Linked DNA regions of Homo sapiens: region 1 is linked to region 2. The links are chromatin loops, found by intact Hi-C in ENCODE. Cell type or tissue: CD4-positive, alpha-beta T cell. All regions are shown on one strand.

Region 1 (2,500 bases), 950 kb before region 2:
TGCTCCACACAAACCCTGTGGGAACTAAAACCACAAGGAAACCTCCACCCTTCTTTCTGGACAAAGGAGATTTTCTTAGATGGCATGGGTGACTCAAACCCAACAGAAACATGAAATGTACAAACATCAATAGCTGCATTTCCAAACTGACAGACAAGTAACATTTCTAATTTTATCGTTCCACCATGAAAAATGAAGTTTGTTTTTTAGAAAGGCTTTGAGTCTGAAAAGCCACCTATATAAAGAAAACTACATCTGACATTTTAAAGTTCTCAAATGAAAACATCAGGCAAGCAGCTAACTAAAAATGAACCAAGAGACCACAGCTTTGTTTTACCTTCATCGTGACCCAGGAGAAGTAAGAAAAGTCCAGAATAAAAAGGTAGAGTCTAGGCAGATTTCTACCATTTAAAACTGAATAGAACCGATTTACTAAATTATACCTTGATGTTTCAAAAGATATGCCAGATGTCAAAAAGACCATTTTTAAAACTTCCTACTAGCCCCAATTCATAGCAAGTAAACTTTAAGTTAAAATGCAGCACTGAAAATTACGATCCACTTTCTTACAGACAGGTCTATACTTCTGTCTATGATTATACTGGGAGTAAAAGAGAAATCAGCAATATTCTGCACTTGTTTCATATCAACTCTTACTTGCCTTTGGCCAACAGGCAAATGATATTTTCAAGACCCATTCCCAATGCAGTCCTTCAATTATTAAGATAGCTTTTCATTTTCTTGGCTACTCTCCATGCCTCAGGTTTCTTACTCTAAAATAGATTCCAGAATATGTTGGGAATTACTATATTATGAAAGCCAAAAGCAATCTAATTTCTTTAACCTCCTAGGTATGATACCAATCGTCCTTACACCCTTTAGAAATCACCACCACAGCAAGTGGCATCTTTTCCCTTCATTACAGCCCTATCAAGTTGGCCATTCTTCTGCCACTGAACAAGCATTAGGAAGACAGAGGCATATTTTTTACCATATTATTGGCCCAAGCAATCAGATGGCCTCTCCACTTCACACTCCTTATGTTCCCTTCCCCTTCATGCAGAACAGCAGACTTCCATCTGTTCATCCAAGACCGTTCAAACAGTAGCAGCTAGGGACAAAAAGCATAAACAAAGAATCTTAGAAACTGAAAATAATGTATCAGGTTCTTTACTTACTAGTTTTACCTATCCTCGTGACCAAATAACAAACAAGTCACTCTCGACGTCTTTAATGTAGACTTACAGTAGTATGTTATTTGTACCTTGGAAAGAATTCCTAGCACATCATATTCTCCCCAGGAAGTTGTTTAAAATGGATGAGTGTTGAAGTTACTACAAGGCCAAGCCACAAGGTGGCACCAAAACACCAAGATTCATGGAAAATAATGCACATTAGTTAATCAAAAGATTTGTATCGCAAAAGTTCTTCAAATGATTGTCCGGGAACTAATTTATTTTGTAAATTGGGAAATCAAAACCTCTTTTAAGTTTTTCACTGAAAATAAGATATTAGTCACAGATTAAACTGTAATAGAAACAGTCTATGTTTTTCATTTGACTCAAATAATTGAACAATGACTTTTGAACAGTAATTCATGTCACAAAATAAAAAAACAATTGGAATTAAGCTTCTTTAGAAATTTCATAGTATCTAGGGTCTTTATTTTAACGGGAAGATTCTATCATTCAAAAAACCTGCTGGATAAATTTTAATATAAAATATAACTGGTCAAAAACCTCTACGATTAATAAAGATGTAATTCTAGGAAGTCATACATTATTAAGAACACAATAAATATTTTTCTTGACATATTCCATTTAAATCCTTTAAGAAAAGACATTTATACAGTATGTAACTTAAGGCATGCAATCCTGAAACACATGTTTATCCTTTCAAAGCAAATGCTGACAACAGATTCCATAACAGAATTACTAAAATTCCTACCACTACAAGCAATTTCAGTCTACCTTAGTATATTTTATGTCCTCTACCCACCCCAAAAGAGGCAGGGGAAACAGGTTAACAGGGGAAAGAGAGTAAATTCACATTTTATTTGTATTTCCTGTATATCTTTCTCAATAGACTAATACAGGCAGAGGAAGCACAAAATAAAATCCCTAAAATTAAATATGATGTCCATCATCACAAGTAAGCAAAGTACAGTTACTTTAAAATGCTACGACAGTTTGAAGTTGTGTGACTTCACAACTTCCACAGGGAGACTGGAGGCAGGGATTCTTCTGACCATACTTAGCCCCATCTTCCCATCAGATATATTCTCAGAGACCTTCTAACCCACCCTGTCCTCTCCTATCCCAGGTTCCAATTCAGAAGTCACTACTACCATGCCTTCCTACCCCCACAGTTAGAGGCCTTCGGGAGTGTCCCCAGACTGTGATTCAGCCTCTTCCTCCCATTTGCAGAAAACAGAGAACAGACCCCAGAAATGTAGGAAAGGGGGAGAAAGGCTGAGCATACAGTTCCTGCTACAGAGAAG
Region 2 (2,500 bases):
TACTGAGCTCTGCCTGGGGCCAGGAATCCAAAAAGAACTTCAGAGAGTAAATAAAGAATTATAATAGAGTGAGGTGAATGCTGTGAGGTAAGCTGAAGGTGTCACAGGAGCCCAAAGGAAGAACTTGCTCACTTTTCCTGTAAAGAGGGTGGGATGCATAATTGGAAAGATGTCACCAAGGAGATGTGTGAGCCTGGCTCTGCAGACAAGACAAGGTATCAGGTACCTCTAAGTGGGGGCAGGGAATTCTCAGCTTTCAAGAGCCAAACAGCCACTATTAGAAGCATGTGTTGGCCAGCAGCAGAGACCCAGGCAGGCAGATGAGGAAGATGAGTTACTTCCCCAAGGGTGGGGCTGGTGCTCCTTCAAGCCCTCCCTCTTAGGGCCAGTTTGTGCCAAGACCTGAGCAGGGGTTGGAGCTGAAGGTCAGCAGCAACTATATGGCCTGCAGAAGAGAAGGGGTGGGGCTGAGTCAGATACACATTTATCTGATATCAGTTCAATTTCCCGGGGGGCAGGGTGGAAATATGGGCACAGTGTGTCCAGGCAGAGAAGCAGAAAACATGGGCCCCAAGGCACTGGTTTATGCCTGACCACAGGGAAAGGTTTAGAAACAAGCCCTGCCTAGTCCACTCCTCCACCCCCCTCCACCCGCCATGATTTGTCCAACGGCTGGCTCCATTTGGCAGTATGCCCCGAGGATCTGGATGCTGAGGATGACTTAGGTTCCAGGGTCTGGCCAAGGTAACCCAGCACTTCAGCCTACATCTTCAGCATCACTGGGCAGGCTTATTAAACACAAGATGCTGGGCCCACCCCTGAGTCTCTGATTCAGCAGGTCTAGAAGGGGGCCCCCTAAATTATGCTTTAACAAGTTCCAGGTGATTCTAGTCCAGGGACCATGTTTTGAGAACCACCAAGGTAATCCAAGCCGGGTATCCTCGTTGACCAGGGGCCCTGGAGATGCTGCCTGGGGCTAAGGCAAGGGCACTGGATTTGAAAGCTGAGGGTTCTGGTTGCGGGCTGGCTCAGGCTACTCGGTTGCCACATGTATAAAAGGGTAATTCTGCATCTTAAATAAGACCTTAGATGTGAAAGCCCTTTGTCAACTGAGAGGTGAGATTTGATGTCAGTTTTTTTACATGCAAACCTAGGGCTGTAAAGTTTGCTCATTTCTCCTAAAATAATTATGGCTGTGGTCTGAGGACCACACGTACAACAGGATCCTCTGGGAAGCTTCCTAGAATGCAGACTTTGCAGCTCTAAATCTTGATGTGGACCCTATCATCACATTTACATTTTCAACACATCTTCAGTGATTCTTGTGCACCCCAAGGAATTTGAAAACCACTTGCTTATGCTGGGGCGGTAGTGAGGGATGGAAAAAAGCTGTTCTTCCGTTTTCTGATCTGCTGTTGGGCCAGGAAGATCCCCCGCCCTCGCCCTGAAGTTTCCTTGCTGCCAGCATCCTTTGGGAACCTCTCATCTCAGGAAGGCTGCCTCTCTGCCCCGTCATTTTCCTCCTGGCTCCCAGCTGCATGCAGGCGCCACCTCCTGGCAACATAGTTCTTTCACTCTTTTTCTCCTGTTGTGTTAATCAGATCCTCCCCACATTAAGTGTTGAGAAAAAGAGCCTTTCCAATGTCAGAAAGAAATGTGATTCTCTTATATTTGAGGGGTTTCGATGCCTCCTTAAATGTCTTCACTTCTTGTGATTTTACTATTCCACTCTCTAAAAAACAACAACAATTAATAAATATATATACGTTTAATTCTTAGTTTTAATTTAATTTTTTTTTTTTTTGAGACAGAGTCTCCCTCGGTTGCTCAGGCTAGAATGCAGTGGTGTGATCTCAGCTCACTGCAACCTCCGCCTCCCAGCATGCACCACCACGCCCAGCTAGTTTTTTTGTGTGTTTTTCATAGAGATGGGGTTTCAGCATGTTGGCCAGGCTGGTCTCCAACTCCTGATCTCAGGTGATCCACCTGCCTCAGCCTCCCAAAGTGCTGAGATTACAGGCATGAGCCACTGTGCCTGGCCTTAGTTTTAATTTTTAATACAGTAAATATCAACATATATATCTCACATAAACAAAAACATTTTGGGGCCGTGTGTGTGTGTGTGTGTGTGTGTGTGTGTGTGTGTGTGTGTCTGTGTGTGTATGTGTGTATTTTTTTTAACTCTAGGTGCTAACCTTAAATAATTCTCCTCTGGGCCAGATGTGGTGGCTCATGCCTGTAATTCCAACACTTTGGGAGGGTGAAGCAAGAGGATCATTGGAGGCCAGGAGCTTGAGACCTGCCTGGGCAAGACCCAGTTTCCGCACACACAAAAAAGAAAAAATTAGCCAGGCATGGTGGCAAGCACCTGTGGTCCCAGCTATTTGAGAGGCTGAAGTGGGAGGATCACTTGAGCACAGGACATGGAGGCTACAGTGAGCTATGATCACACCACTGCACTCCAGCCTGGGTGACAGAGTGAGACCCGGTCTCTAAAAAC

Evidence for each region. Hi-C counts contacts between places; a loop is a spot of excess contacts. Peaks named below come from ENCODE experiments on the same cell type or tissue, not always from the same donor. Only the 100,000 strongest peaks of a DNase experiment are listed, where the experiment ranks them.
Region 1: it touches region 2 in a loop (8-fold over the local background); 3 of 110 quality-filtered maps call a loop at or near these places.

Annotation. Positions count from the first base shown.
Region 1 is chr7:38,795,754-38,798,253 of GRCh38, forward strand. VPS41 (VPS41 subunit of HOPS complex) reads right to left here. Exons shown (of 29, transcript NM_014396.4): 8 at 992-1,111. Among named protein-coding and RNA genes, the nearest start is that of VPS41, 110 kb to the right of the region's middle. In CD4-positive, alpha-beta T cell, a CTCF peak has its summit at 1,321 (motif pointing right); a DNase peak (open chromatin) is centred at 1,348.
Region 2 is chr7:39,744,816-39,747,315 of GRCh38, forward strand. All of the region lies in intron 1 of LINC00265 (long intergenic non-protein coding RNA 265), which reads left to right. Among named protein-coding and RNA genes, the nearest start is that of LINC00265, 12 kb to the left of the region's middle. In CD4-positive, alpha-beta T cell, CTCF peaks have their summits at 1,559 (motif pointing left) and 1,763; a DNase peak (open chromatin) is centred at 1,536.